Regions from separate parts of the Homo sapiens genome. Here region 1 is linked to region 2. A link is an interaction called in ENCODE POLR2A ChIA-PET data of the cell type or tissue named here. Cell type or tissue: Panc1. All regions are shown on one strand. Links, peaks and the distances in the headings refer to the core of each region. The heading gives the core; the rest is flanking DNA. Region 1 overlaps CSGALNACT2 (chondroitin sulfate N-acetylgalactosaminyltransferase 2). Region 2 overlaps HNRNPF (heterogeneous nuclear ribonucleoprotein F).

Region 1 (16,475 bases), core at 5,586-13,585, 230 kb after region 2:
TGGTGATCCACCCACCTCGGCATCCCAAAGTGCTCGGATTACACGTGTGAGCCACCACTCCTGTCTCTAATATTCTTATCTCTTTGTTAAAATATAACCCTGATACAAAGTATTAAAAAGCAAAACACCCACTTTGACATCTCTACACCATGCCAATTCTGATTATATAAGTACTATAACTTTGTAACTTAGTTTCTCTAAAAATTCTTCAAATATTATCAGACTTGGAAAAAGGAATCATTGGTTTGATTTTTAAAGCAACACATTTTCACAAAGGAAAGTAGAAGGAAACTCAAATTGTCCATAATCCTTATTGTTAATATTTTCTTGCACTGTTTTATCTGGCCTCCTAAGCATGTGGGAGATGCAGTTATCCACACATAACCTATATACCCAAGCCTTGGCCTCTCACAGAATGCCAGATCCCTGTAGCCAACTAGCAATTTGGCACCTCCCCTTGGATGTCTGATAAACAACACATGGCTACTATGGCTCCAGTTGAATCCCAATCTCTGCTCTCCCATTCCTTTCCTTTGCTAATTTCCTACATCTAATCCAACAGCAAGCTCTGTCAGCCCTATCTCTGAATCATATCCAAACCTTTCTCCGTAATTATAATACACTGTCACCCAAGCCACAATCATCTCCCCTTGTCTACTGTGAAAGCCTAACTGGCTGCTGCCAGCCAGAGCCACACACAATCCATTCTCCCTCCAAAGGCTTTCCAACATACTTAGCATAAAATCCCAATGCCTTCCAGAGGCTGAACAAGCTCTACATGCCCTGGCCCAGCTATGTGCCCCTCACCGGCTGTGCTCCAAACACCCTAGGAAACCCAGTAGCTGTTCTTTCTGCCTGAAACCACTATCCCCCAATCACAGCCTAGCTGGTTCTTTCCTGTTCTTTGGACAGCTCTGCTCAGCTTCATCTCAGAAACACCTTTCTGACCAAACAAGCCACAGAAACCACGGAGTCACTCTTTGCAACTCAGTCTGTTTTAATGATCCACGTGGCATGCATTATCTGATTTTACTTTCTGTCACCTCCTAATAAATAAAGATCCTCACGAGCAACAGCCATATCTGTTAGGGTCTAAGTGTCAGGGTGCCAGTGGTGGATAGTGCGTGGCATCAAAGGGACCCTCAATATTTGATGAATTAATATAACAGAGGCAGTGTGCACAGTGGACAGGAGTGGAGGCTGCGGAGCCACATCACCCAGCCTCCTGGGCCTACTCAGGCCAGTGTGTACTTGGACAGGCACTCGACTGCAGCACAGCTGTGAAAAATGGGGCAGTAATACTACATACCTCAGAGGTTGTTAGGAGGATTAAATGAATTAATGTGTAGGCAAAACAGAACAAGTACCCTGCACATAGTAAGGGGTTCATAAAAATATTAGCTATTATCATCATTTAAATGTTACCTAAAATATAGATACGCTATTTCCCGCTTTTTAGCTTTACATTTTCCTCTTCATTTACACGGCTGTATTTACATTTTTCACATTTTCCTTGATATGCAATATTCACCAGAGAATGTACCATAATTCAATTTATCCTTTTATTATTAGAGTTTTGCTTGCTTTTAATGTTATCAATTTATGCATATTACCATCATGTAGCTCGATTACTTCCCCAGGAAAGACTGTTGGGGGTGGAAATTACTGGATCAGAGGGATGAATCTGTTTAGAACTCGACTCAGAGAACTGGCCTGAATCCCCAACAGAAGCGACGGAGGAGCTCCCATCCCCCAGTCTTGCTCACATGGCTTTGCTTTTTAAAAGCAGTGACCTAACAGCAGAAACAAAGCATTATACTGCTGTTCTAAATTATTCCTAGTAAGGCTGACTATTTAAATATGTGAATTATCAACTGTCTTACCCATTTTTTTCCTTCTTATTTACTTCTAATATAGCTTTAAACATCAAGGAAAACAAGTTTTTGTCTTTTAAGTGAGGAGACTGAAGCTTAGAAAAGTTAAGCAACTTGCAAAGGTTACAAGTGGTGAAACTAGAACTTGAAGTGCTTAAACTTAAGTTGCTATGCAACACCTAGAATGAATCAGCATTCAAATCATTCTTCCCCTACAACCCTCCAAACCAGGCAAGAATATTAGCATGCTTTGGCCGGGTGCGGTGGCTCATGCCTATAATCCCAACACTTTGGGAGGCTGAGGCCAGCAGATCACAAGGTCAGGAGTTCGAGACCAGTCTGGCCAACATGGTGAAACCCCATCTCTACTAAAAATACAAAAATTAGCTGGGCGTGGTGGTGTGTGCCTGTAATCCCAGCTACTTGGGAGGCTGAGGCAGGAGAATCGCTTGAAACGGGAAGGTGGAGTTTCCAGTGAGCCAAGATCATGCCACTGCACTCCAGGCTGGGCAACAAGAGCGAAACTCCATCTCAAAAAAAAAAAAAAAGAGTATTAGCATGCTTTTACATTCCCTTCACGCTTCTATGTTGACTTTATTTGCCTCTTTTTGTTTTAATTAATTTTAATATACAACCTTTTATTTTGGAATAATTTTAGATTTACAAAGAAGTTGCAAAACAGTAAAGAGAGTTCCTGTATACCCCTCATCCAGTTTTAGCTTCCCCTAATGTTATCATCTTACATTGTTGTGGTACATTTGTCAAAACTAAGGAACCATCATTGCTATATTACTATTTAACTCAACTCCAGATTTCATTTGGATTTCACCAGCTTTCCCTTTACTGTCTTTTTTTTCTATTCTAGGACCTAGTCCAGGGCACCACATTGCATTTGGTTGTCATGTCTCCTTAGTCTCCTCTTGGCTATGATGGTTTCTCAGTCTTGTTTTTGGTGACCCTGACAGTTTTGAGGAAGAATGGTCAGGTATTTTGTACAATGCTCCTCAATGTGGGCTTGCTGCAGCTTTCCCTGTGACTTTCCTGGGGAAGTTATCTACGTTTTTGGAAGAGGACTGTGAGCTAAAGTGTCCTTCTCATTATGTCATGTCATGGGTACATGGTATCCCTTGGTTAAGGTGTCTGCTGGGTTTCTCCCGTGAAAAGTTTGTTTTTTCTTTCCATACTATGTTCTTTGAAAGTGAGTCCCCTAGTTCCACCTACTGGAAGAGGGAGTATCTACATAAGTTATTTGGAATTCTGTAAGGAAGACTTAACTTTTCTTTCCTATCTAGTCTAGTCACTCAATATTTATCTGCTCATTCACTCACTCATTTGTATCAGTATAGACTCATGGCTATTTACTTGATGCTTTGGGTTATAATCCAGGTTTAAGTTATTTATTTCATTGCTCAGGTTGTTCCAGCTTGGGCACTGGGAGCTCTTTCTGTTGGCTCCTGTGCCCCTTCGACATATTCCCCCTATCTTTTTATTGAGTGCTTTCTTACTTTCTGGCACTGTAAGATGCTCCAGGGTCTTCTTGTATATTTTTTGCCCCTGCCCTGGAATCAACCATTTCTCCGTGGACCTCTGGCTCGTTTGATTGGAGAATAGTATTAGAAACTAAGATTTGGAAGCTGAGTGTACTTGTTACTGTTAGGGTGTCACTGGTTCTAGGCCCTCTCAGCTGACAGCTAGGTAATACACATAAGTATACCATGTACATAACCCGCTGACATCTTAATCCCAAATTGGTATTAATTGCCTTTTTATTATGTCAACATAACTATTTACACTATTACATCAACAAATGTTTAGACTTAATTTTTTTGGTTGTTCACCACTATTTACTCTCAGGTCCTCCTCTCTCAATGTATACATTTATCATTTTGCTGGACTCGATTACAAAGGTCTGTTGAGAAATAAATTCTGAGTCCTTGAAAGCTCAAAAATGTCTATTTTGTCCTAAAATAGTAGGTTGAATATGAATTCTAGAATCAAAGTTACTTTTCTTCAGAATTTTCATAGTATTGCTTTATTGTTTTCTAACACCAGTGTTTTCAAAAAGAAGACGAATGCCAATCTGATTGTCACTCCTTTGTGAACAAACTGGGTTTTGCTATTTTTAGTGTCTCTGGAAGCTATTAGAATTGTCCTTTTACTGTTGTTCTCCAAACACCAGAAGATTTGTTTCTGCTTAGCTCTGGAAACTTTCTTCCATTTCCTCCACTCAATATTCTCTCTTTTCTGAACTCCTATTAATAATTTGGGAGCTTCTGGCTTGATCTTCCTTGTCTTAATTTTTCTCTCATGTTATCTCGTGAACTTTACGTGTCCAGTTGGGTTGTCTTCCAGTTTACAAATTTGATTCAACTGTAACCATTCTGCTATTCAGACCATTTACTGATTTTAAAAATATTTTCACAATTTCCAAGTTCTGATTTTTTAAAGCAACAAATCCTGTTTTATGAATTTAACATTTTCTCTAATCTCCTCAAAGATATATTTTAAAATTACTTTCTATCTGTATTCATATACTCATGTGTTAATTTTTCTGTGTATTAACACTTGGTGCCTCTTTCATAGTATTGTTTTTCCTCAAATGTTTGGTTAGTCTTGGTTAATTGCTACTCACTTTTGTTTCAAGTATTGTTCAGAAGTCCATGGCTGTTAGCTTTGATTACAATGGCCTATCTCCAGTCACAGTCAAGGAGATTAGAACAGGGTCTCAGGGGGAATGCGCTAACAGTAGTTCACTTTTGTAGTCTAGGGGCTCCCTAGCCACCCCGACCAGCCTCTCCAGCTCCAGGGACCACATGCACTGCCTTAGACTGAGGGTCAATCCCTGTGATGCCTGCTTCTCAGCACACCTAGAGAAGCATGTTTATTCCAGGCTCCCTCCATTCTGTCTGCTATGAGCTCAGAGGATGCAAAGCAGCCCCATCTTCACTCACTGTTCTCTTGAACACATTCTAGTCTGTTCTCTCCTCCAGAAATCTTACGCTAACTGCTATCGTCTTACAGAAAGTTCTCAAGACTTACGGCTGCTAACACCTTCTCTCATTTTCCAGTACTAATGTACCCTTTTCTTCAGAATAATTCACCGTCAGATATGGCAGACGTGGGTGCTCAGTTTGCCATTTTGAACCTATTTGTATTTATATTCATAATACTGGCCTATAGATAAGGTAGAGGCGTGTGTGTGTGTGTGTGTGTGTGTGTGTGTGTGTGTCTGTGTGTACTATGCCAAGTGTTGATATGAAGATAATGGTGGCCTCATAAAATATGTTAAGTACATCATATGGTGCTAATATTACCTGCTCTTTGAGAGTCTGGAAAAGCTTATAAATTAAAACATTGTATTTATATACCTACAGGGTAACTTTTTGATAACTGTTTTTTAAATGGCTCTTAATTTCTTCAGAGCTTCCACCTTTTTTTTGTTTTGTTTTTTTGAGATGGAGTCTCACTCTGTCACCCAGGCTGGAGTGCAGTGGCGTGATATTGGCTCATTGCAACCTCCGCCTCCCAGGTTCAAGTGATTCTTTTGCCTCAGCCTCCTGAGTAGGTGGGACTACAGGCTCGTGCCACCACGCCTGGCTAATTTTTTTATTTTTAATACAGACGGGGTTTCACCATATTGGCCATGCTGGTCTCGAACTCCTGACCTTGTGATCCACCCGTCTTGACCTCCCAAAGTGCTGGGATTACAGGCGTGAGCCACCATGCCCGGCCCACTTGCACCTCTTTTATTCATAAAATACTAACATGAACTTAGCCTGTGTTCATATTTTATAAATTCTCAAATCTTTCATTTATTTATAATTTAGAAAACTTACCCTATAAAATTGATTTATCTCAATGTTTTCATATTCTAATTTCCAATGTTTTCCTTTTTACCTGAAATCTGTCTACTTTATGATTAAATTTTTTGTACATAAACATAAGCTTCTATATTTCTCAATCTATTTTTGTTTTATTAACTTCTGCCTTTATTACTTTCCTTGAAGTTATTTTTCATTTTTTTAAACATCTTAAAGTGACTTCTTAATCATTTCTACTTTTTCTTAGTATTAATAATAAAAGATTATGTTAAAAGCAATTTGGTATTCTCGACTCGATTCTGAAACAGAAAAAGGACATTAGTAGAAAAACTGGTGTAATCCTAGTGTACTTAGCAGTAACTTACCAATATTAATTTCTTCACTTTGACAAATGTACCATGGTTACATAAGATGTTAGCATTAGAGGAAACTGGGTGAAGTATGGAACTCTTTGTACTATCTTTGCAACTTCTCTAAATCTAAATTATTATAAAATAATGTTTATTTAAAAATTTTAAAAAACTTACATAAAATTAGCTTTGGCAATAACTGTAAGTTTTGATATATGGCATTTATATTCTATGACTTTCCAGGTAATTTACCAGAGTATACTATTCCCTCTTATTTAGCAGAGTAGATTTAATTTCTAGTTAGTAGGGTTTTTAAAATCAAATTTTTAGTATTAGTAAAAATAAGCTGGTAGAAATGACTGTACAATTTCCACATTCTGGGACATGAGGTTTTCCTTTATGACCTAAACTCTGCTCCCCCTACACTTAATTCTGAAGCAATAAATGTGAAAAGCATCTTATTGGGGGTATAAAGAGGAACTATGGAAATGTGCTTACAATAACTATAGTTTTTCTTTAACACTTTGCTCATGGAAATACAGTTTTTTATTGAAACTTTGTTTTCTACTTACACAACAAACATCTAGAAAAGATCTTTAGAGTCTTTCATAACTGAAAATGTGAAAGTCTCACCAGCTGCTGCTCCACAGGTGGTGGCACTTCCTGGTTGGCATAAACAATGGCAGGATTGTAAAGACTGAACACCACAGGGTAAAACACCTTCTTACCTACAAATTAAAATATAGGTTTGTAACATAAAAAGAAGTTATGAAGAACTGTTCTTTATTGCAATATCTATTAAGTTTTATCAAAGTCTTATTATACATGATTTTATCTATTTTTTAATATTCAGGCTACAGAACATCATGTTAATTTGATGAATATGATGATTTTGTAACATATCAGTAGGTTAACTATAACCTTGCAAAAGAACAGAGGAAAAAACAAACTAAAGGGTGCTTCACGTTTATTCCCTTTGACTTTGGGGAGATGTGTATTCATTACGTGAGTCATTTATTACTCATTGTTTCATCTAATCAGTAGTAATAAACGTAGATTAACCTCTGATAATCACTATGAAACTTAGAAACGTCTGTTAAATCCACCTGTCAAAAATGAATCATTAGAAAGAGTAAATTCAAAGAATACTGTACAATGAATAGATATGCAGAGAATAATGAAAATATAGAATAAATCTGAACCAAAATCTGGAAAAGTCGGGAAGACAAGGGTTAAAATTACTTGATATAATAGCCCTTGGAGAAGACCTTGTCATCAGCATTCAAACTGACTGATCTAAAAGGACCATAAAGGCTAACTAGCCCATCTTCCCTCAGGAGACGCAACCCTTGCTATGGCTGGCTTCAATCAGATATGATCACATGAAGTGTTCAGTGATTGTCAGGAAGTGTGGGAGTAACATGGCAACCTTTTTATTACAAGATCCCTAGCAGATGCTCATTCTACCTTTGTTCAAATACATTTAGGGATGGGGAGTTCAATTTTCCAGAGGCAAATCTATTTCTGGATATAAAATATTTCTTTTAAACTAAGCAAATACGTCTCCTTCAACTTTCACATTTTGCATTTCATGCTGTAAAATAAACCTAACCTTCATTTATTCATTAGGTTCTCAAAGAGTTCCTGAAAACTATCTCTAACCTAATTAATAAGAAGGCAATCATTTGCATATGAATAGTTCTACATTAAAAAAACCCCATTTGCTATTAGATTCTTTAAAACATTTTTATTTTTATTTTTTAAGACGGAGTCTTGCTCTGTCACCCAGGCTGGCGATCTCAGCTCATTGCAACCTCCGTCTCCCAGGTTCAAGCAATTCTTCTGCCTCAGCCTCGCAAGTAGCTGGGATTACAGGAACAAGCCACCACGCCTGGCTAATTTTTAGTAGAGATGGGGTTTCACCATGTTGGCCAGGCTGGTATCGAACTCCCGACTGAGGTGATCCGCCTGCCTCGGCCTCCCAAAGTGCTGGGATTACAGGCATGAACCACCACGCCCAGCCTCTTTAATACTTTTAATTCTTTTAAATGAGCTAAAAAGCATTCAGCCACCATGCCTGGCCAAAAATTTTATTTTTAAAGACTAGGACTCACTATGTTGCCCAGGCTGGTCTTGAACTCCTGCACTCAAGTGCTCCTCCTGTCTCAGACTCCCAAGGTGCTGGGATTAAGGTGTGAGCTACTGTGCTCAGCAGCACCCCCCCACCCCAATGTTTTTCTAATTGACTAATAAAAATGGTGTACAACATTATGTTTTGCTACATTCATACACTACGAAATGACTAAATCAAGCTAATAAACATATATCATCACCTCACATAATTAACCTTTTTTTTTTTTGGTGGTAAGAACATTTTTTAATGCTACTACTGGCTTAGCAATTTGTAAGTATACAATACATTGTTATTAACTATAGTCACCATGTTTGTATAACAGATTTCCTCAACTTACTCATCCTGTTGAGATTCTTTAATACTTTTTTTTTTTGAGACAGAATGTCGCCCTGTCGCCCAGGCTGCAGTGCAGTGGCGCAATCTCAGCTCACTGCAAGCTCCGCCTCCTGGGCTCACGCCATTCTCCTGCCTCAGTCTCCTGAGGAGCTAGGACTACAGGCACCCACCACCACGACCGGATAATTTTTTTTGTATTTTTAGTAGAGACGGGGTTTCACTGTGTTAGCCAGGATGGTCTCCATCTCTTGACCTCGTGATCCGCCCGCCTCGGCCTCCCAAAGTGCTGGGATTACAGGCATGAGCCACCACCCCCAGCCTCTTTAATACTTTTAATTCTTTTAAATGAACTAAAAAGCATTTAAAATTTGATTTCAAAAAATGTCATCTTCTCATTAATTTTTTTTTTTTTTTTTGAGATGGAGTCTCACTCTGTCACCAGGCTGGAGTGCAGTGGCATGATCTTGGCTTACTGCAACCTTTGCCTCCCAGGTTCAAGCAATTCTTCTGCCTCAGCCACCCGAGTAGCTAGGACTACAGGCGTACGCCACCATGCCCAGCTAATTTTTGTATTTTTAGTAGAGACGGGATTTCACCATGTTGGCCAGGATGGTCTCAATCTCTTGACCTCATGATCCACCCGCCTAAGCCTCCCGAAGTACTGAGATTATAGGCGTGAGCCCCTGCACCTGGCTATCTCATTAATTTTCAAAAAATATCTACAACTTAAAGCAAAGTATAGTAAATCATCCCAAAATGCACAGTCTGGAGACCAAGCACTATCTGCATCTAGACTTCCATGTGAGTGTGTGTGCACACATGCATGGGGGTATTTTTGCATGTGTGGACGCTATATGCCCAAAGCTGAGTGCTTCAGACTCTCACACACATCTCCATACCATCTGCTTAGCTCTTTTTCTGACCTGCACTGCTCCCACCTCATCAATTTGTAGATACCCTGTTCCTCTGCATTTCCATATTTGGCTTCAAATGTAGTCACTGGAAGTTGGACCCAAGAGAACAAAGGATATGAATTTCAAAGGGTCAAATTTTCAATTTCCTATTTAGTATTCCAGTTAAATTATGCCTAATATAACTTAAAAAAATACTGGGGTTTAACTAAAACTTCTCCCTCAAAATCACTTGATTCAAACTATAGGACATGCTGACAACGTTCTAAATTCTATAGTCAGCTCATCTACCAACATTTTACGCACCTGGCTCAGCATTTAACCGGCAGCTGTTAAGGAATTCGGCTGAGAAATAGATATCAACATCACAGAAAAACATCAAGACCTCTCCCTTGTCCCAAGCTCGGGCACCCACATTTAGTCCTCGTCCACGATTAAATTCTTCATTCAATGAGACCAAGGTGTAATTGTGAAAATTAGACTCACTATGAGGAAAGCACACACAACAAATGATAAGTCCCACTTAAAGTTACCAATTTTCTTCCTTCAACACAGCTTACAAAATATGTTTTACACTTCAAATATTTGATTATATTGGTTCTACATTCACAAAGGGAAAGAAAATCCCAGCTTCATGTGTATGATTATCATCAGGGAGAGATATTCACCAAATGCCCAATTTGAGGCACATGTTGGTGGTATGAGGCTCCAAAAGTGTTAAAGTGGCCACTGACCTTTGGAATCTTAAACACCTTTTGGGGAGTTGAAAAATACACAAATGGAAAAATAGCTGTAATGTCTGTTAATAATGCATTCTAAATGGATAACACACACAAAGATCACTCTCCTCTTGCATCCGTTAGGTCTTTGCACACATGTCGCCTTATCAGAGGGATCCTCCCTAATACTACTTGAGAAGCAGCTGCCACCTCCCACTCCTTCATCTCCATCCTCTTCCTCAGCTGTTTTCCTTCATATTGCTAGACATATTTGTTCCAGTGTCTCTCCCACTCTGTGGGAGCAGGGATTTTGTTTTGTTCATTACTATGGATGCAGTGTCCCCTGATAGAGTAGGAGTTCAATAAATATTTGCTGAATGAATGAATGAACAGCAGTTCTGAAAAATACATCGCTCATGTCTGGAGTAGTTAGAGAAGATGTTAGAAGTGGAACGTGAGTTATGCCTTGGTTAAAATGTTGAATTCAGTGGTGAGTGTAAAGGTCATTCAAAATAATTATTCTCAAAGGCAAAGAGGTAAGAATGTAGAAAGCATTTTAGAGAAAAGGGATCAGACAAATCAGATTGGTAGAAAAGGACCCTAAAATGGGAACAGTGAGATAAGGGTCAACGGAATCTTAAAATGGGAACAATGAGAGAAGGGTCAGAGTGAAGAGTACCTCCCATGCAAGGTTAAAGAAATTGGTCAGTATCCTAAAGGCAAAGAGAATCAGCAGGACTTTTCTGCTAGGGCAGTGGTTCTCACAGTGAGGCCCCCAAACCCACAGCATCAGCTTCCTGTGTTAACATGTTAGAGAAGCAAACTCTCAGACTACAGCCAGACCCACTGAATCAGATGCTAGGGCTGGAGAGAAGCCTCTACATTTTCACAAGTCCTCCTGGTGACTCTGGCACTGAAGCTGGAGAATCACTCACTGCACTAGGGTGCAGCCTAATCAAAAAAGTAACATTTTAGGAGGATTACACTTACAACAGTACAGAATGGGTAATGGAGAGATGGAACAAAGGCTCAAATAGTGCATGGAGTGGACTCCAAGTGCTCTGAATGCCTAGGACTCTTCTCCCCGTCTTAAGGAATATAAATCTCTCCTCTGTTGGGGGAAAACTGCCCATTGCCACCCCACATACTCAGCATCAAGTGGAGGCACTGATCACAGAATACCCCTCACTCTCTGCCCACCCCAACCACAGTAATTTCCTAGGGGTGGAGACCAGGCTTAAGCTGGGCCAGTCCCAATACCCCCACCCAACCTGGCCATAGTGATTGGCTCAAGAGTGGGCAAAATGTCCTTCCCTGGGATTTTCTCAACTGGAGCTGGGAGAAAGCTCTTTCCTCTCTGATGGCAAAGCTGAGAAGATGTGAGCCCAGAGCCGCCAACAGTCATATCCCTCACCATGTGGAAGAAGCCAATCTGCAACAGGAGAATGAAGTCAACATGCAGAGAAAAACAGACAAGGAGACGAGAATTTTGATGGTATTCAAGTCTCTGGTTCCAATCCCTGAGAAACAAGAGTTGTTTTGATTTTCTTCCCCAAATTTGGTTGTAACAATCCCTTTATTTCTGGGAGGTATCCGAGATTCTTCAATACTGCTCCTATTTTCCTCAAGCAAGCTCAAGGTAGGTTTACACCATTTGCCACAGAAGTGTCTTGACAATACTTCAGTATTACCAGTGTGAGCTTGTGGCACTTAGTAGGTGATCTAAAAACACTAAGGAGGGACAGGAAGGGAAGAAATGGAGGGAGGGGGAACCAGGGTTAGGGTGGTGGCAGTAGCAAGGAAGAGATAGAGAAGAGGTCCTGTGAATTAAGTAGGAACTAACTAATTAGAGGTAACTGGAGGCAAAGAATAAGTAAAAGACTGTGGCTCTCAGAAGTCATGCCCAGATGGTGAAAATGGTTTTACTCTGAACTGAAAGAGGGCCATCAGGAGGAGGAGCTGGTGTAGGGAAGGGGAAGACAGTGAATTGTGTCTATATACATCAAGGCTCTGAGAATCCCTGCAGGTCAGGGACTCAGATTCACTCATCTACGCCCACTCTTCTTCCAACTACCCCAGTCAAACTCCCAAGCAGTGTACCTGGAACACAGTAGGCAGGACTCAATGAATGTGAGTTGAATGATTTGAGAAGAATGGCTGATCAAATCTGGGCTCTTGGCAAATGGCCACAACTGGCAGAAAGGTAAAGAAGCAAGTAAAGGATATAGAGCTGGTGTGGTTAGAGATGATAATCAACCTAATAGTTTACATTACATCATACTTACATTTACAAAATAGTTACATTTTACAAACACAAGAAGAACATTTTAAGACAGAAATACTGGTTAGGTTGTCAAAGGTAAAAAAGCAATGAAAAAGAATAACAGAAAAGAATTTGGCAGTTAAGTCGTTATCTTTGGGCCCATGATTTAGAAAGAAAAAGGCTGAGAGGCTAAAGAATTAATAATTAAGTACTAAGGGATTACTAATTCATCCATTCAAACCTCTGAGCATCTACTATGTGCCAGGTACTATATGACTTGCTTAGCTATGAACTACTGTCTCGTGATGTTGAGCTGTGAAAGGACAGAAACATAACAGTAGTGGCTGGGCACTTCAGAGTTGAGTGGGAGTTTCTTAAGGATATGGGAGACCTCAACATTGTTAGCAGGGGGAGAAGAAGGAGCCTGAGGAAATGGAAGGAAAGAAAGGTGACAAAAAAGAGACAAATTCAGAAGATGATTATGTCAAAGTGAAGGAATTAGATTTTAAAAAAAGGAAAGCAGCAGCAAATACACAGAAGGTGAGTGGGCCACAGAGAAAGCATCATGCCAGGCTGCTTGCTAAGCAGTGAAGGGAAGTTGAGTCATGTAGGGTTGCATGTGAAATGAGGAACTTATCATCACCACCACCGCCCACATGCTCAGCCAATTTTTAAATAATAGTTACTAAAAATTATTAACTCATTACATATCTGAAATTCTCTTTTAGCAATGTTATATATCAAGGCCTTCACTGCAGATGTGGTTCACCAACCTGGTGACAGATTCTAGGATAGACTTGACTTTAGACAGTCCTTCTTTACCAAAATACACCACTGTGAGATGAATCTTCTTGTCTTGATGAATACAAACATCCCTAACAGAAGTGAAAAATAAAAGTTTATTCAAGAAAACATGAGGCACTATTCATTAAGAAAGCAACCACATGAAGCTTTAACAAGAAAATGAGGCATTACTGACACAGTAGTAAACATAAATGTGGCAATACTGATGAATTATGGAAGGCACAAGGTCTATGCCTGAATGAGTGCACCCCTTGGAGGGCCATGGAAGCAGTCTGACATTGCTGCCATTATTTCAAAACATTTTTTGAACTTTTGCTTTTGGATTGCTTTCAGAAGCAAATCACAAGCTATTCAAGGAAATAAACTCAACTGGTTCAGAACCACATAAATAAATACTGACCTTTTGGATTAAGAGTTATTTTGTCTTCAGACTGGCTAATTCCAAAAATTGTAACTATCATTAAGGAATAAATATTTGCCATGACTGAGATTACTTACTGTAAATAATAATGTGGCCTTTGAAAGTAATTCCAAGAAAGGCAATAAAAAAATGCTTTAGGAAATCGGATCTCAAGTGAGCTATTTGGAACAGTAAATCTCACTTGGAAGTATGACTGCCAGACATTCAGCTGCAGACCAGTTTTAATTAACCTTTTAAATCCAACAATTTCAATATGAGAATAAAGACTAGGATCACAAAGCATTAAACCAGTATATCAAAGTATCTAAAACATTAAAAATATTAAAGTATTAGAAACATGGAAACTGTTAAATCAAAAAGCATTTTCCACAAATAGTTTTCATAATGTGTAGATAATTATTTAACACTTCAGCATTTTAAAATATACAAATTTGATAACATAAAAAAACTTTACAAATTCTCTGCTTTGCAAGCTGAAATAACTTTCTCCAATTTTTAGTTTAATGTTTGTATGTCTAAATGTATTTCAATTAAAAAACTCAAATCATTCTCAAGGGGATTTTCTTGTGAGACACAAGTATTCTGTATCTTAATTGGGGTGGTGGTTCGTGAGTGTATACGTTTGTCAAAAGACATTAAATTCCAGCCTGGACAACATGGCAAGACCTTCTCTCTACAAAGAATAAAAAAGATGGCATGCACCTGTGGTCCCAGCTACTTGGGAGGTTGAGGCAGGAGGATCACTTGAGCCCAGGAGGTTGAGGCTGCAGTGAACTGTGCTCACTCCACTGCATTCTAGCCTGGGTGATAGAGTGAGACCCTGTCTCAAAAAAAAAAATAAAAATAAAAAAAGAGTCATGATACCTATATCCTTAAAATATGTGGATTTTACTGCATGTAAATTATTCCTTAGTAAAGTTGATTTTTTAAAAATTCAACTTGTCTTAAAATGAATTCAAAACAATTATCAAGGCCATCAAATTTAGTTTCTAATAGGTGTCACTCTTAATTTATTTCATAGTTCAAATTGTCTATAACACAATATACTACACATGCTTTAAAAAAAGAGAGAATATAAAAAAATAAAGTTCCCCTAAAGCCTGTAAAATTATTCTAAGTAATTATAATCGGTGAAGATAAATTAAGGAAATCTGAGTAAAACGTGATTTTTTTTAGGAGAATGTAGCTTAATCATTAAGCCCTGACAGTTACCTGAAGTTCTGCATAAATTGTACAAATGCTTCAGTTCTTTCAGCAAGTGGCACAATGATATTAATAATTGATCTAGTGATGTCAATCATCTCACTCTTCACTTTCATGAGAGGTCCAAAAGGGCGGAAGAGGGTCACATGTCTATATTCCGTAAGGTCTGCTTTCTTAAAAAAGAGTTCATACTGTGTGCCCTTATCTCTCTCAGTGCGATAATAACCTAAAGGAAAGAGTTAGGAACAAAGACGTCTCCATGTCAAAGTTTACAAATTCAATGGGAAGACAGATTTTACTCACTTAAACATAAAGGGTATTAAACTAGACCTGCAGGATTTTTACCTATTTGTGAAAATACTTATCCCCACTGCACAGTAACAATTACTCGCTTAAAAGAAAAGGTTAAAAAAAAAGTTCACTGTTCTGTTATTTTATTCAATCTATAAAATATACTACAAATGACAATTGTTCCTTTTTACATACGACTTTTTAAAAATACTAGAGCCTATCAATATGGTAATCATGATAAATAAAGAAATTACTTCTAGCAATATTAAAATCTAGACCCAAGAGCCAAAATTTCTATTGGTTTAGGTCAACTAAAAGAAATCGAGTGCCTTCGTGTCAGTTATGTGATACAAAGAGTGCCACATGGTCTCAATTTTGAGGACAGGGCCAGTCTAGTGAAGGAGACAGAAAAATAGACAAATAATAACAATATAGTGCTATGTGATATATATATATATCTGTATATATATATGTGTGTATACATACATACATATAAAATCACTGACTAGAGTGAAGTCAAAGAAAAATTGGTACAGATTTAAACACAGTGATTTGAGATGCCTTTGAGAGAAAAGCATGCGCATCTACGAGGCAATCTGATTTTTTTTTTTTTTTTTTTTTTTAGACGGAGTCTCACTCTGTCACCAGGCTGGAGTGCAGTGGTGCAATCTTGGCTCACTGCAACCTCCATCTCCCGGGTTCAAGCAATTCTTCTGCCTCAGCCTCCCAAGTAGCTGGGACTACAGGCGTGTGTCACCACGCCCAGCTAATTTTTGTATTTTTAGTAGAGACGGGGTTTCACTATGTTGGCCAGGATGGTCTTGATCTCTTGACCTCATAATCTGCCCACCTCGGCCTCCCAAAGTGCTGGGATTACAGGAGTGAGCCACTGCGCCCAGTGGCAATCTGATTTTTAAGTATGGCGCTCAGGAGAGAGAAGAAGGTTAGACCTACAGATGTGTGAGTCACTCAGTAAATATCTGGGTATAAAATGGTGAATAAAATAGACTTGGTCCCAACCCTCCTGAGGCTTACACTTTAGTAGGAAGCACAAACCAGGAAATGGGCAATGCCACATACTGTGACAAGCAGTATGAATGTACAGGTGACAAGAGCACACAGAAGTACTGCTGTCTTAGACCTGAGGTTGCAGATGACTTCTCAGAAGAAGTGATATCTGAGCTAAAGTTTAGAAGAGGGATAGGAATTAGTTGTCATTACTAATTATTAGTAATTATTCTCCCTGCAGTGGGCAGACAGTGGCACAGTAGAGGAAAAGTGAGGAACAGAATATGTTCCATTTAGAGAAAAATCCTGAAGTATCAGAATCCAAGGAGAGTTATAAGAC
Region 2 (16,475 bases), core at 4,331-12,330:
ACAGCAAATCCCAGACCAATAAGGTCTTTATTAATAAATAAATCCGCAGTATTTCTAAGAACTTTTAAAACCTAACCATGATACTGCTGTCATGCCTAAAAATACATTCCAAAATATCAAGTATCCAGGGTTTAAGTGTTTCTGTATTAAATTTTTTTTTTTTTCCGAGACGGAATCTTGCTCTTGTCACCCAGGCTGGAGTGCAGTGGCACAATCTCAGCTCACTGCAAACTCCATCTCCCGGGTTAATGCCATTCTCCTGCCTCAGCCTCCCGAGTTGCTGGGACTACAGGCGGCCGCCACCATGCCCGGCTAATTTTTTGTATTTTTAGTAGAGGCGGGGTTTCATCATGTTAGCAGGGATGGTCTCGATCTCCTGACCTCGTGATCCGCCGGCCTCGGCCTCCCAAAGTGCTGGGATTACAGGCGTGAGCCACCGCGCCCGGCATGTATTAAATATTTTAAACAGCTGGTTGGTTTGAGTCAGGATCCAAAGTCACACCTTATATTTTGTAGATAACTTTTTAAATTCAGAGCAGCACTGTCCAATAGAAATATAATGTATGCTATAAATGTAATCTTATATTCTTTAGTGGTAAAAGGAAACATGATTCATTGTATTAATAATTTAACCTAATATATATCCACTACTATTTTGCATGTAATTTTAAAACACTTTTTCATTTCTCCATGATCTTGACTAAAATAATTAAAAACAAAATCCTGTGAACTTGTCAAAATCCAGTGTGAGTTTTACACTTACACATTTCAAGCGTGGTGAATGGATGCTGTGTAAGTGATCATCTAGAGGTTCCCCTTTCTTAAAAGGCTCCATCCCCCGTTATATTTGTCGGGCTGTCTTGCAGCATTCCTTCCCCACACTTCGCATTTTTCTGATTGTTTTTCCGTGGTGGTCTTTGAGTGTCTGTTCTTTATATTTCCTGTAAAGTGATAGTTACCTCTAGAGGTAGTTTTTGGTTTTGGTTTTATTTTTGTTTTTGAGACGGAGTTTTGGTTTTGTTGCCCAGGCTGGAGTGCAATGGTGTGATCTTGTCTCACTGCCTCCTGGGTTCAAGCAATTCTCTTGCCTCAGCCTCCTGAGTAACTGGGATTACAGGGGTATTTTTAGTAGAGACGGAGTATCAACTTGTTGGTCAGGCTGGTCTCAACCTCCTGACCTCAGGTGATCCACCCGCCTCAGCCTCCCAAAGTGCTGGGATTACTGGTGTGAGCCACCGCACCCAGTCTGGAGGTAGTTTTGATTCAGATGAGAGTTTTTGGAAAGAAAACTTACTTGAGGTGCTGTGCTCCAACCGGAGGCACATATTGGTTGGTATCTTCTCTTTTGTCATGTTACAGCAGCTATTAATGATCATTATGTAGATCCATTATTTTCTTAAATGGTTTTCAAATTAGTGATATTTTAATAATCGATTCCTTTTCATTTATTAGCAGGAATACTTTTTCATGTGATCGCTCTAAGATGTACTTTTGTTTTTGTTTTCCTTTTTTTTTTTTTTTATAGACGGATTCTCACTCTGTCACCCAGGCTGGAGTGCAGTGGCAGGATCCAGGCTCACTGCAGCCTCCGCCTCCTGGGTTCAGGCGATTCTCAGGCTCGTGAGCAGCTGGGATTACAGGTGTGCAGCACCACCACGCCCATCTAATAGTAGAGATGGTGGAGTGGCAGGGGGTGGGGGGTTTCACCATGTTGGCCAGGCTGGTCTCAAACTCCTGACCTCAAGTGATCCACCTGCCTTGGCCTCCCAAAGTGCTGGGATTACAGGCGTGAGTCACCCACCACGCCCAGCCCTCCACATTTTTTTTTTTCGAGAAAGGGTTTCACTTTGATGCCCACACTGGAGTGCCCTGGTGTGGACAGAGCTCACTGCAGCCTCAACCTCCTGGGCTCAGGCAATCCTGCCTCATCCCCCCAAGTAGCTGGGATTACAGGTGTGTGCCACATGCCCAGCTATTTTTTTTTGTATTTTTTGTAGAGAAGGGGTTTTGCCATGTCGCCCAGGGTGGTCTCCTGAGCTCAAGTGATCTGCCCACCTCGGCCTCCCAAAGTGCTGGGATTACAGGTGTGAGCCACTATATATGGCCTCAGTTCTTCCTTGACATAAATTCAGCTTAGCATTTCTCATAAAACATTAAAAAAGTACCTCTATACTTTGTCTCCATTGATACATCAGTATGAGAAATTGCAGTGATTGAGTTTGAAATGATCAACTACACTTGCATTCCTGAAATCCAACTTGGTCATAATATCGCTTTATATATTGCTGGATTAGGTTGACTGATACTTGGTTTGGACTTTTGCATCTGAGTTCTTGAGTGAAATTAGCCTGTGATACTTGATTAATTGTAAAACTCTTTTGGAAATGAAAAAATCAATTCCAAGTTCATTGTAGATGTAAGTGTAAAAATTTAGAGAAGAACATCAACGCTTTGTAAGTTCAGATAACTATATGGGCTGGGGCTAGGAAAAAGATCTCTTGAAAATGACACAGGCTGGGCGGGGTGGTTCACACCTTTAATCCCAGCAGGGCCAAGGCAGGCGGATTGCTTGAGGCCAGGAGTCCAAGACCAGCCTGGCCAATGTGGCGAAACCCCATCTCTACTAAAAATACAAAAATTTGCCAGGTGTGGTGGTGTGCATCTGTAATCCCAGGCTGAGGCAGGAGAATTGCTTGAACTCAGGAGGTGGAGGTTGCAGTGAACCGAGAGTGGAATGATGGTTTGAGCTCAGGAGTTCAAGATAAGCCTGGGCAAGATGGCAAGACCCTATCTTTTCAAAAACAGAATTTTTAATTAGCCAGGTATGATAGCGAACACTTGTAAAGACATAGAGGATGCAGTGAGTTGTGATTGCAGTACTGCATACCACCCTGAGCAAGAAAGCAAGACCCCGTTTAAAAAAAAAAAGCCATCATAATTAAGAAAAGGCATGACAGATTAAGACTCCTATTAGATTTATCCTAACGGTATGCCTCCTGTTAGACAAAATGCTTCACCTAATACAAATACAGATACTCTTACTTACTGTTATATCCCGATAAATCCATCATAAGTTATTTGATTAGAATAGTGCCATCTAATAGAATTATGATGTTTATGACAAATACATATCTTTTCTAATTTAAGTTGGTGTTAGATACCATATACGATCCTCTTAAAGTACATAGAATTCAGAAGTTAGTTTTCTTGTGATGTTTTTGTCTGGTTTGGTAACACGTTGTATTAGTATGCTAGGGCTGCCATGCAAAGTAATACAGACTAGTAACAAATTTTCTCACGGTTATGGAGGCTAGAAGTCTTAAGATGAGGGTGTTGATAGGGTTGGTTTCTTTTCAGGCAGGAGAAATAATGTGAATAGTAGGAATTCCAGAAGGAGAAAAAGACACAGATGGAGGCAGCAAGAGAAGCGATAAAGGATTAGAAGTGAATTTTCCTGGCTTAAGATCCCTGTAGTTCCCATTAGGATATTTTGAAAAGACACAGCACAGGCGTGTGTTGGTAAAACTCCTAAAGTATAGAGGAAACTGCTTTGGAAAAAGTATGTCCTCCAAATCTCTTATCTTCTCCCCCATTGTTTCTGTTTTGATGTTTATTCTACTTCGTTTTCCTTTCTTTGAATTCATTACTAACTTTTAAATTTAAAACTCAGTTTTAGTTCCAGAAAGTTTTTTTTTTTAAGTTTTGTAATGGAGTGGTATCTGAAGTTGCTCTTTTTTTCCTGTTAAAATCATTATGGTTTTTGTCTAGCACTTCTTGTTCCCTGAAACCTGAGGTGTGGTATGTTATTTCTGGGTGCCGGAGCCCCTCTTCTGTAAATTGTCATGTTCCTTTCCTCCTTCCATCTCTCTGTTCTGCACAATTCCCCCAAGGCAGAATGCAGTGGTCCCCTGGGCAGCACAGCTCAGGGCCAGCAGTCTCAGCTCAGGGCCTGCTGCTTGGAACCTGACTAAGGTGTCATGTTTCCATGGAGGCTTCAGGAAGAATTCCCATCCCAAGGAATGTACCTTCCTCAGGGGGCTGAGGATACCCCACAGGCCTCCTTTCTCTCCAGCTCCAGGGTTTGACTATGCACCTATTTAGGGGCTGCTTGCTCAAGGGAGAGAGGTACAGGAGGTGGTCTGGGAAAAACAAAATTGATCTTCCTATCAATTGTATTTTTGTTTAGCGGAATCTATACACACCCATTTCTTTGGATATTATTTCCAGTTACTCCAGCTAATCCAAATAATGATATTTGCCCTCAGTTAAGAACAGATTTTATTTTTAGGAACAGAAGTCTAGTAGCAGTTTTGCTTTTTATTAACGTTTTAAGGAACATTTACCTTAGATATCATGATTCTTGGGCATTTGCAAAATGCAGTCAATATCAAACAGCAATGGTTGCTTGTTTTATGATCGGTCAGAATTTGTCCCTTATATTAATTTCAGTACAAACAGTATAGATAAAATTTATCTAACATTACATTATACTACTCTTGATGCTTTTTAGTAACACAGCTTTTGAGAAATGAACGCTGAGGGAAGCAGTGTGTTATCCCCCCAGACTTAGCTACAGCAAGTAAGTGAAAGGACCTGATAGATGGTAATGGAAAACAGCTTTCCTGTTGCATGCAGATCAGGACAGATCCCCTTTGGTGGATATAAATGTAGTAATAATGGAGTAAACATTTAAAATGTTAATATATGCTCCATCTGCAGCTTCTCAGTCTTTTTTTTTTTTGAGACGGAGTCTCGCTCTATCGCCCAGGCTGGAGTGCAGTGGTGCGATCTGGGCTCCCTGCAAGTTCCGCCTCCCGGGTTCACACCATTCTCCTGCCTCAGCCTCCTGAGTAGCTGGGACTACAGGTGCCTGCCACCACGTTTGGCTAATTTTTGTATTTTTAGTAGAGACGAGGTTTCACCGTATTAGCCCTCCTGACCTCGTGATCCACCCGCCTCGGCCTCCCAAAGTGCTGGGATTACAGGCATGAGCCACTGTGCCTGGCCACTTCTCAGTCCTTAATAGCTTTTAGGATAGCTCTGTGTATTGAATTTGGCACGTTGTGTGAATTGGGTTAGAATTCTCACACTTCAGATACATGTGCCCCTGAAAAGTTAAGTACAAATGTGTGCGTTGGTGCATTTTTTTAAATGGAATTAGTGTCTTGTATCATAATTCTTGAGTTCATGACAGCAGGAAGTACTTAAGAGTGACTGAATAGGAATTTTATAAAATTGCTGGGTTGGAAGATACTTTTGAGGCCATTAAACCCAATTTTCAATATTTCCAACAGAAAAGGAAAACATCCATAACAAATATGGTCTATGATCTGCTCACATACTATATACCATGATGGGGAATTTTTGCCCCCAAGATGCATCTTGTGCTTCTCATGTGGTGAACAGACACGAGCAGCAGAAGCTGTGTCCTAAAATTTCTTCAATCTAAAGGATTCACCACGAAATAAGAATATGAATACAAAGCATCCAGCACCAAAATGTATCCCAGTAAAGGGCTTTGGTAAAAAATATAAATAATTTGAACAAGTGTCCAGAGGGGAGATAATGTACAGAAGGAAAAAAGAATAATGGGCTTTTAACTTCTTTTTTTTCCCTCAGTTTTTATCTTTTTCCTATATAGAGATGGGAGTCTCACTATACTGCGCAGGCTGGTCTCGAACTCTCTTGGGCTCAAGTGATCCTCCCACCTCGGCCTCCCAAAGTGCTGGAGTTACAGGCTTGAGCCACTGCTCCTGGCCAGCTTCTACTTTAAACCTCAGCTATTTATCAAGGAAAAAAGAATTTCCCTTCTTTCTACATGAAATTCATCACTCAGTGTTCCCACTCACCCATGCTCCTGTCTGTTTAAATGTCACTTCCTCAGAACCCCAATCTGAGCTAATGCCTATTTTCTGTTTTTCGTTCATTCTAAAATTTGTCATCATATATTTGTACATTTCTTGATTTCCTACTCCACTGTTACTGGACCCACCAAGGCAGGAACTGTGTCTCTTTACCACTACAGTTCCTGTATCTTTTAGGTGCGTAGTATTTCTTGGTGAGTCAGTCAGTCTCCAGACTCAGTCATTTTTCTCTACATTACACATTCTTTCACATTCTTCTCCCACCAGTCTTCCTAGACTTGTTTCATTCCTTCCCATCTTGTCTCCATGTATCTCTTCCCACCATTCATTTTCCAGATAGCATCTAGACTGTTGTGTTAAAAAGCAAAACTCCTTTCACACCACATTCCATTAAATGCCTTCCCACTGGCCTTTGAACACCAAACCAGGCCTTTAAGGCTATGTCATCTCCTACCATTGATCTCAGACCTAGCTGCAGTTGCACAATACAACCCCTGGCTCAAGTCTTCTGCACACATTGTTCCCTCACAGGCAGGAACCCTATGGTGACTGATCAATAATTAAAACTTGCCTTGGGCCAGGCACAGTGGCTTATACCTATAATCCTAGCACTTTGGGAGGCCAAGGTGGATCAGTTGAGCCCAGGAGTTACAGACCAGTCTGGGCATCATAGAGAGACCTTGCCTCTACTAAAAAATTAAAAAAAAAATTAGCCCGGCTTGGTGGCATGCACCTGTGGTCCCAGCTACGTTGGGGAGGCTAAAGGTGGGAGGATCATTTGAGCCCAGGAGGTTGAGGCTAATGTGCCTGTCACACAGATTCAACAGTTACTAATCATGGACAGTTATTCTCCATCTCCCCACCTACTACTTTGTGGACAACTTCAAACAAATCCAAGCCATCACAAATATTTCAAGATGGATTTCTAAAACTTAATTGCTTTATTTTATAACATAACCATAATTCTGTGGGTTCTTTTATCTGGCTGGAACTATTCTGAGGTAGGACTGGCTCATTTGTCCTTGTAGTTTCCCACAGTCTACATCACTATATGCAGTATGTTACTGTTCCCTGTAATTCGTGTTATTTAGTAAGTGCATTCTAAAGACTTGCTTTCTCTCAGTTTTACAAACAGTTGTATTAGCCGGGTGTGGTTGCATGCCAGTGGTCCCAGCTACTCAGGAGGCTGAGGTTGGAGGCTTGCTTGAGCCTGGGAGGTTGAGGCTGCATTGCCATGATCGTGCCACTGCATTCCAGCCTGGGCAGCTGAGCCAGACCCTGTCTCAAAATAATAATAATTCTGTTAAAAACGTAAAACAGGCCGGGCGCGGTGGCTCACACCTGTAATCCCAGCACTTTGAGAGGCTGAAGTGGGTGGATCACAAGGTCAGGAGTTGAGACCAGCCTGACCAACATGGTGAAACCCTGTCTCTACTAAAAATACAAAAATTAGCCAGGGTGTGGTAGCGCACGCCTATAATCCCAGCTACTCAGGAGGTTGAGGCCAGGAGAATCGCTTGAACCTGGGAGGGGAGGTTGCAGTGAGCCGAGATCGTGCCATTGCACTCCAGCCCGGGCAACAGAGCAAGACTGTCTCTCAAAAAAAAAAAAAAACAACAACAACAAACTCCAAACAGGCCGGGCATGGGGCTCGCACCTATAATCCCAGTACTTTGGGAGGCCGAGGCAGGGGGATCACGAGGTCAAGATATCGAGACCAGCCTAGCCAACACGGTGAAACCACATCTCTACTAAAAACAAAAACTAGCTGGGTATAGTGGCATGGGCCTATAGTCCCAGCTACTCGGGAGGCTGAGGCAGGAGAATCGCCTTAACCCAGGAGGCAGAGGTTGCAGTGAGCCAAGATCATGCCACTGCACTCCAGCCTGGGTGACAGAGTGAAAACTGTGTCTCAAAAAAAACCAACCAAACAAACAAAACAGTCAAACATACACAAAAGTAGAAACAAGTGTAATGAAACTCTATGTATACATCAGGAGCTTTAATAAAAATTACTAGTTCATAGCACATCTTGTTTCATGTATATTTCCACTTTCCACGTAATCTGAAACATTCAAGAAATCAGGTATCATCTGCAAATATTTGTGGCTCTAAAAAGGGTCTTTTAAAGAAATAAAATTACAGTATAATGACAACAAAATTTACAATTCTGCAATATAAAATGTCACTGATCATATTATCGAAATTGCTTTATAGTTGTTCTCCAGTTCATTTGAATTAAGATTCAGAGGTCCACAAAATTGCGTTAGTTAAAAGTTTAGGAATTGCGTTAAAAAAATTTTTTTTCAAAGATTTTTTTTCAAAATCTTTACGTGTGTCCATGGTCAAATGTACAAACCAAGGTACGTCCGCTAGTTCCATTTTAGAGGCGGCCTCCCAGAGAGGGGCTGTGTCTAACTTGCTGGCTTCTCTTCCACTCTGCACTGCCCGCCCTTCCCCGTGGCTGGCACTCTGGACTTTCCCCAGGTCGCGCTCGCGCCTGGCTCCCTTCGGGAGAACTCGGAGAAATGTCTTCCCGCCGCCCTGACTCTCTCCTTCCCCCACTTCCTGCCTGGGCCCAGCGCGCGGGCCACGGGGCCGCACCTGCAGGCACGCGTTTCCCATTGGTGACATCTTGGCGGGCCCGGCAATGGCACTTCCTCCTCTGCACCCCGTGACCCACGTCCGGCTGCCGGTCTTGGATCACGAGGCCTCCGCTTCCCGGACTCCGGACCCCGCGCCTCCTCGGGGCCGACGGGCCAGTCCCTGGCGTGGTGAGCCGCCGCGCGGGCGCCCCGGCCCCGCCACTCCAGTCCCGGCCGCCCCCCCCAGGTCCCTTTCCGCCGCCCCGGTCGCTCGGAGACGGACGCAGACCTACGAGCGCCTCTTCCCTTCCCTCCCTTCAGCCGCGCTCGGCCCGCGGGTCCCCGAGCTCCCGCCTAGGCAGCGCTAGCTTGGCGGGCCGGGGAGCAGCCCCCACCCCACCTTGCCGTCGCCCTCGCTCTCGCCCTCAGGGCCCCGGAAGCCCGCCAGGGGCCCCCTCCCCTCCCCTCCCCTCCCCTCCCCCTCCCGCGAGGCGCCCTTCCCTCCGGGAACCCTCCCGTCCCTGCCCCCACTCTCCCCGCTGCGCCGCTCGCTCCGCCCCCCGCCCGGAAGCTCCCGCCCGAGCCCGCGCAGGCCCTGGGGCCGACCTTCCTGCCGGGCCGGGCGGTCCGAGGCTGCTGGAGTGCCGTGAGCAGGCCGCGGGAACGTCGCCGTCACCTTGTCTCGGGGCCTCGGCGCTGCTTCCCGCCAAAACACGTTTACCGCGCGCCCGGGCCTCCCACCTTGCGGAAGGGACCCCACCACCACTTGGATTTCTGTTGCAGGTTGAGAACAAAAACATGCACCTGGAGTTTCCCCGGAGCCCTCTGCGTGGTTGAGCTTCGGTGGAATTTCGGGGCTCTTGGCTGCCAGCCGCGCTTGCCTGGTAGCAACAGAAACCAGTCCTGCTCGCCTCCGTGGTAAGTCTAGAGCATGAAAGTCCGCGGGCCCGGCCGGGTGGACTTTGGTTTGAGAGTGGAACTAAGTGAGTAATGGGGGCGGCGCGGCCAGACGCGCTCCCAGCCTCCTGGCGAGAGTGCTGCCCGGTTTCCCGGGGGCACGGGAGTGTGTCTAGGAGGGGAGGCCAGGATCCTTCCTCGAGTCCTGTCCTGAACAAAAGAAAACGAGGTGGGTGGTGCTTGAACGGCCCTGTTTACTCTGCAGATAGCCGAACTGGTAGGACTCCGGCGCGCCCTATTTATCTTGATTGGCTCTGCCTGAAGGCAAGCGTTAATCCCGTCCAACCTGTATCACTGCGAAGAGCTCGTTCGGGAGCGCTTTTTGGAAATGCAGATTCTTAGCCCCCACCCAGATCTGTTTTAGGGTTGGTGTTTTAATTATCTAGGTGGCCCCCGTGCAAGCTCGATCTGAAAACCTCCGGGTCCAGTCACCTGGGGGAGCTGAGCAGCCCTCCCCGCCCCCAGCGCTTTCTTGGCGCTGCGGACGGGGAGACCAGACTCTTCCTCTGCGTGCGTTGGCGGTGCGCAGTGGCCGTGGTCTACAGGCTTACAGCGGCTGGTCCATTGGGGTAAATGGGTGTACGTGGGTCTGGTTGCCAGCTTGTGCATGTCCCCAGAGACGCCTCAGGGTGTTGGTCTGTGGATCACGCAGGGATAAACAAGGGCATAAGTGGATCAGATCATTAAGATGACTGGGTTCCACCCTTTAGATCCTTGAACAAGTCGGATTGTTGAAGCCTTTTGAAAACCTGATTCCAGAGTACTTGAAACTGTTTCACCCCTGAATAGGTTTCCTAATAAATGTAATGCTTTCCATTTGTACACCCCCCCAATAGTGTCTTAAGTAATAATCACTGGAAGTTTGCAAGACAAGGCAGATTTGATTATCTTCATGTTAAGACAACAGGTTCAGCATAATTAGCTGGTTTTACTAATTCCACATTTCCAAAACTCAAGCAGCTTAGTTCTCAGAATTCCATAGCCCTCAGCCCGTGTCCTAGTCCTTTGGGGCAGCGTTTTTACTGGGATGTTGGTGATCTAGTGATTATGATGTATGTTCTAGTGAAGCATATTTCAAAGAAGTTACCCAATAAAACTGAAAGTGTCTTTTGGATGTGTCTCCACACTGCTTACAGAGGGGTTCCTATAAATCAGACTGAACAATTTCTAGCAAGCACCCTTGCTCCTTGCCCATGCTATCCCAGTGAAAGAGGGGTCTTAAGGTCAAGTCCCCTGTGGTTGTCACTTCTCCCCCACCCATCTCCCTCCCAAGTGCCCTGCCCCCGATATTTAAATTTCCTCCCAGCACTTAGGGTCCTCAGTGTACAAACTTAGAATTGGGCAGAGGCGGGCGGATCACCTGAGGTCAGGAGTTTGGGACCAGCCTGGCCAACATATTGAAATCCCATTTCTACTAAAAATACAAAAATTCGCTGGGTGGGGTGGTGCACGCCTGTAATACCAGGTACTGAGGCAGGAGAATCTCATCAAGAGTAAATCTCATCAAGATCAATAAGGCGTTTCCCTTTTGTTGTGCTCTGTATTGCCCTGTGAAAAGATAATACTTCCAAAATGCTGTTAGGTGGATGGGGTGTGAGATTTAATTTAAACCCACGGGCTATATAAAGGGCTTCCCAGCTGTTTCTGTCCTTACCTGGAGTTCTGATCCCAGAGCCAGTGCCTAGGATCTGAGACCACACAGCCAATATCGCTCTGTTTTTTTTTTAGGACATTTCATTACCATCCAGAAGTGTCTCCCACTGAAGGCATCCGTGGTTGTTTTTAAGGTAAGCTATTTTAAGAAGAGCCCCTTTTCAGCTGCAGTATTTATATTTGTTATACTCAAATTTGTTTAGCAGCCTGGAGTGAAAAAAGTTTTGTCCCTAACATTAACCTTGAGCAGGACACCACAGGGCTCTTTTCAGCTTGAGTTTTAGTTAATGAAAAGCCTTAGGACTTCTGAGAAATGGAACAGAAAACCAATTCTGGAGTAAAAATAAGCAGTAAGTGTTTTAAGTGTACACATGTGTTTTGGAAAGGAATGGTCTCTTCGCCTTGCCTTCAGAGAGGAAGTAATTTTGCTTCTGAAACATTTCCTGATGCAAAACACTTATGACATGTAAAAGATTAGGCATTTTAAGTAATTCTTCTATGAAATGTTTTTATTTTTTATGCTGCTTGTATGTCTTTTTCAGCCTAGCCAGGCCACTGCCTTCTTGAGGAAGGTGTTGACCCCCCTACACATGGGCAACAGTTAATCCTGGCTAATCTTGGACCAGCTGGGTCAAGTCTGTGCTGAGGATGGGGTCATGGTGGCCAACAAAACAGGCACAAGTTTCTCCCCAGTAGGCTCCTATTGTGGGTTTAAGACCCCTTTAACAACACAAGAGTGCTGTGGTTAGTGTAGAGCATGAGACTTAATTTGGATAATGAGAAGACCTTTGAGAAAGGTGGTGTATTTGAGCTTAGACCTTAAGGATTAGTGGGATTTAGGTAGACAGAAGGTTGAACAGAGTATATTTGGGGAGAGAATTAACCATGAGTGTCAACTATGTGCGTCACATCCCTGAAGGGGCAGAGAGCTTGCCACATTCCAGGAGAAAAAAGGAAGTGATGTGAGCTTAGGTAGAAGAGTGTTGCAGGCAAAAGTTGCAAGGCCTGAGGGACCCCATTGGGCCTGTGGTCCTTGTTCTGAGGTCAGTGGGAAACCACTGAGGACTTGGATGCAGGACAGTAATGAGTTTTAAAAGTACACGTGAGCCGTAGATGGGATTGCAGTAAGGCCTAGCCACTGTGCTTGGAAAACTTTTTTTTTTTTTTGAGATGGAGTTTTGCTCCTGTTGCCTAGGCTGGAGTGCAGTGACGCGACATTGGCTCACCGCAACCTCTGCCTCCCAGGTTCAAGCGATTCTCCTGCCTCAGCCTTCCTGAGTAGCTGGGATTATAGGCATGCGCCACCACGCCTGGCTAATTTTGTATTTTTAGTAGAAACGGAGTTTCTCCATGTTGGTCAGGCTGGTCTTGAACTCCTGACTTCAGGTGACCTGCCCGCCTCAGCCTCCCAAAGTGCTAGGATTACAGGCATGAGCCACTGCGCCCGGCCTATGCTTGGACTTATTTAAAAGATATATCGGTAATCTGGAATTGGCTGTTTGTACATACAGGAATTAGAATAGGAGAAATAACAATATGAGGTACAGAAAGAAAATGACAATTTGATAACTCCCATTACAAAGAAAAGAATTACTGAGTTCATAGGCTGCCATTCAACGTGTTAGGAACAGGGTAGAGCTGTGAGGCACCTTTATTGCTGAGGAAATGGAAGAGTTGAATAGGATTTAGGGATGAGGATACTGTGGAGAATGGGATCACCCAAGGGAGTTGAGTTGATTGGATTTGAGGGCTTGGGAGAAGGTCAAGGATTACTCCAGTTTCCTTCTAGAGCCTCTGGGTGCAGGTAGGGGCAGTCATGTTGCTATTGGAGTGTGACAGAAGAGAGAATGTGAGGTTTAGTTGTGGCACAGAGGAGAACCTGTGGAGTGGAGTTGTGTCTACCCGTCTAGGCTTCAGGGAGCCGAAGACTGGGGGTTTGTGTATCTCCTGACCCTGGAGATGATTATGGAGACCCTGGGAGCAGGTGAGTCCACTGAGAAGAGGACTTGGGCCCAAGCCTGATTCCCTACAGTTAATGGTTAAGGAAGGACTCAGAGACTGTCTAAGGAATTAACTGGAAAACCAACAGTAATTGCCAACAGGAGTGAAAGGGAGAGGATTTCCAGGAAAGAATGGTTAAGTAAGATGAAGATAAAAACATTTGCTCTTTTTCTTGCCATGGAGATCTGTATAGTAGGATCATGCAGTTTTTTTGTTTGTTTTTGTTTTTGAGACGAGTCTCTGTCGCCTAGGCTGGAGTGCAGTGGCACGATCTCAGCTCACTGCAACCTCTGCCTTCCAGGTCCAAGCGATTCTCCTGTCCCAGCGTCTGGAGTAGCTGGGATTACTGGCGCCCGCCACGACGCCTGGCTAATTTTTGTATTTTTAGTAGAGACGGGGTTTCACCATGTTAGCCAGGATGGTCTCGATCTCCTGACCTCATGATCCACCTGCCTCAGCCTCCCAAAGTGCTGGGATTACAGGTGTGAGGCACTGTGCCCGGCCAATTTTTCTGTATTTTTAGTAGAGACAGGGTTTCACTATGTTGGCTAGGCTGGTCTGGAACTCCTGACCTCAAATGATCTGCCTGCCTTGGCCACCCAAAGTGCTGGGATTACAGGCGTGAGCCACTGCGCTCAACCTAGGTGTCCACCACTATGCTCGGCTAATTTTTGTATTTTTGGTAGAGGCGGGATTTCACCATGTTGGTCAGGCTGGTCTTGAACTCCTGGCTCCGGTTATCCACCCTCCTTGACCTCCTAAAGTGCTGGGATTACAGGCGGTGAGCCACCACACGTGGCCTTGATCATGCAGTTTTAATGGAGGGGAGTGGAAGTGACAGTAGAGGCCTTTTGACAAGATTTTGCTGAACAAATCAACAAGTAGCTAGAGGCAAAGTTGGCACAGGGGAGGTATGACATGATTGGGTAGAACTGAGCATGTTTAATTACCAAGTAGACAGGGCTCAGTGGAGAAAGGGGAAAAGGAAAAAAAGAAGAAAGCATGGCTCCGGGGTATGTGAGGTTGGACCCAGAGCAGAGCTGTTGTTCACGATGTCCGCTGTAAGGGGCCCACTACGTGCTTACAAACTCCTGGACTCTGACTTGACTTCACAAAGTCCACTTCCAAGAGTAATGTCAACCAGCTGGAGAGGAGGTGAGAGTCTGTAAGGCTGCCCCAGACATCTGAAGGGCTTTGGACAAGCAGGGTGCTGGGGTAGGACAGTGGGCGATATTGAGGGCCCGCTTACTCTATGGCTGTTCACTCTGATTTTCTTTTTTTTTTCTTGTGTGGTGGGTTTTTTTTTGGAGTTAGTCTCGCTCCGTCACCCGGGCTGGAGTACAATGGTGCGATCTCCACTCACTGAAAACTCCGCTTCCTGGGTTCAGGTGATTCTCTTGCCTCAGCCTCCGTAGTGGCTGGGACTACAGGCGCCCACCACCACGTCCAGGTAATTTTTTTTTTTTTTTTGAGACAGAGTCTTGCACTGTCGCCCAGGCTGGAGTGCAGTGGTGCGATCTTGGCTTACTGCAACCTCTGCCTCCCAGGTTCAAGCGATGCTCCTGCCTCAGCCTCCCAAGTAGCTGGGACTACAGGTGCCCACCATCACGCCCGGCTAGTTTTTTGTATTTTTAGTCGAGACAGAGGTTTTGTCTATTGGAACTCATGATCTCAAGTGGTCCCACCCACCTCGGCCTCCCAAAGTGCTAGGATTATAGGTGGGAGCCACTGTGCCTGGCCTCACCCTGATTTCTACAGTATTTCACAACTTGGGGGCAGCATTAGCCACCAGAGAACATTTGGGAATGTCTGGAGACATTCGGTTGTCAGAACTGGAGGTGGAGGGTGCTACTGGCATCTAGTGGGCAGAGACCAGGGATGCAGCTAAACATCCTACAGTGCCTGGGCCTGCCTCCACAACACAAAGAACTGTCTGGTCCAAAATGTCAGTAGTCCTGAGGCTGAGAAATTGTAGCTTAGAGGCACCGTTTCGCCTGGCTGTGTGCAGCTGAGCCACTCAGTACATCCATGGAGTAGTCAGATATTTGTTTGGAATCTTCCAGAGCTCTGGTTTTACTGGGCGCGTACAGTTAAGAAGTTCATTGAATGAATTCCATGTATTGTGAGGAAGGAATGTAAAATGATACTTGCTCTAAGCTGGATTATGAAGAATGAGGAGAGAAAGAGGCTGTGTGGATAAGGAAGCCAAGGTCTCTACAAAGGAGGGGGATAGCAGTTGTGGTGGAGGGAGTAGGATGTGATTAGGTGGGGTTTCCTGCAGGGAATGGTGAAATCATTGGAGGTAGGAGTCCAGGAGAAAATGGTTAGTGGATTATGGCTTCATCTCCCCTACCCGGAACGATGGCTGGACCTAAGGCTAGGAACAGAACTCGAGGGAGGCCTTCAGATACTTTTCATGAGTGAGGAGCAAGACCAGGGTATGGTCAAAGACAAAAGGACAGGCGGTGCCTAGCCTGACCCAGTGTTGGGAATGGAATTGCATAAGAAGCCCCCACCTGTAATTGAGCTGTCCCAGACCCATTATCCCAAGAGACACAATACAAACTTGCCCTGACTCTCCAAGGAGGAGCTTCTGAACTGTTAGCACAGAATTCCCTCCGTGGACAGGAGAGGAAGAATCTGCTGTGACCTTGCTCTGCCAGATCAGCATGTTGCAGTGGCCATATGCAGGGGATTTAGATAAGGCCCTGGGGAGGCGGAGACCATTACTTTCTAAGGTGGAGGCTAAACCCCAGGGTTTGTTGCAGACCCAAAGCACAGTTTGAGAATTGGGGATAGGATTATTTATGCCCAATCATTTGCCGTTCAGGATTATTTTATAAAAGTTGATGGAGTTTATGTACATAGTCAATAATTTGAGGTGGGCAATGAGCAATCCAGGTTAGGCTCCCCTTGACTCTCTTCCCAGAGGCTTCCATGTTCCACTCTCATTAGCAAGGGTGACATCTTTTAGTTAGGCTGTATACTTTGAAAGCCCTTGCATTCCAAATCACAGTTCGTGAGTAAATGCCGAGTGTTTGGTCTTGGTGATGTGTTCAGGATATCACATACTGTTCTGTTTCATTTGTGCCATTATGCTTGTTATTGGGAGAGGAGACACATCTTGTTATCTTTATAATCTGGTGTAGACACAGGTAAATTTGAAAGATTTACACAATTATCCTTTTAGACGTTGTCAATTTGAAATGATGAAGCACTGTATGATAATATGTCATTATCTGCAATGGCTACATCAAACTTTAAAATTACTAATTTTCCCTGAAGCTAGTGCAGTTGAGCATTTATTTAGTATGAATTTGCTTTTCCTTTTCTTAAATTACACTTACCTTTACTTTTTGTCTGTTTTTTAAATTGTGGGGTTTTCTTATGGAGCTTTTTTCCCCACATGATGAGC

Evidence for each region. Peaks named below come from ENCODE experiments on the same cell type or tissue, not always from the same donor. Only the 100,000 strongest peaks of a DNase experiment are listed, where the experiment ranks them.
Region 1: POLR2A ChIA-PET joins it to region 2 with 11 read pairs; 7 of 35 experiments call an interaction of 5 or more read pairs at or near these places.

What each region holds. Positions count from the first base shown.
Region 1 is chr10:43,157,302-43,173,776 of GRCh38, reverse strand. CSGALNACT2 (chondroitin sulfate N-acetylgalactosaminyltransferase 2) reads right to left here. Exons shown (of 8, transcript NM_018590.5): 3 at 14,846-15,062; 4 at 13,182-13,283; 5 at 9,733-9,911; 6 at 6,679-6,773. Among named protein-coding and RNA genes, the nearest start is that of CSGALNACT2, 27 kb to the right of the region's middle. RefSeq lists enhancers at 743-912, 12,797-13,996. In Panc1, for the core only: no CTCF peak of the experiment used is centred there; no DNase peak of the experiment used is centred there.
Region 2 is chr10:43,389,348-43,405,822 of GRCh38, reverse strand. HNRNPF (heterogeneous nuclear ribonucleoprotein F) reads left to right here. Exons shown (of 4, transcript NM_001098204.2): 2 at 9,233-9,367; 3 at 11,135-11,193. Among named protein-coding and RNA genes, the nearest start is that of HNRNPF, 12 kb to the left of the region's middle. RefSeq lists enhancers at 3,688-4,207, 6,259-6,398, 6,937-7,822, 9,157-9,426, 9,599-10,486 and a silencer at 8,577-9,036. In Panc1, for the core only: no CTCF peak of the experiment used is centred there; a DNase peak (open chromatin) is centred at 8,452; H3K4me3 peaks cover 5,388 bases; H3K27ac peaks cover 6,915 bases.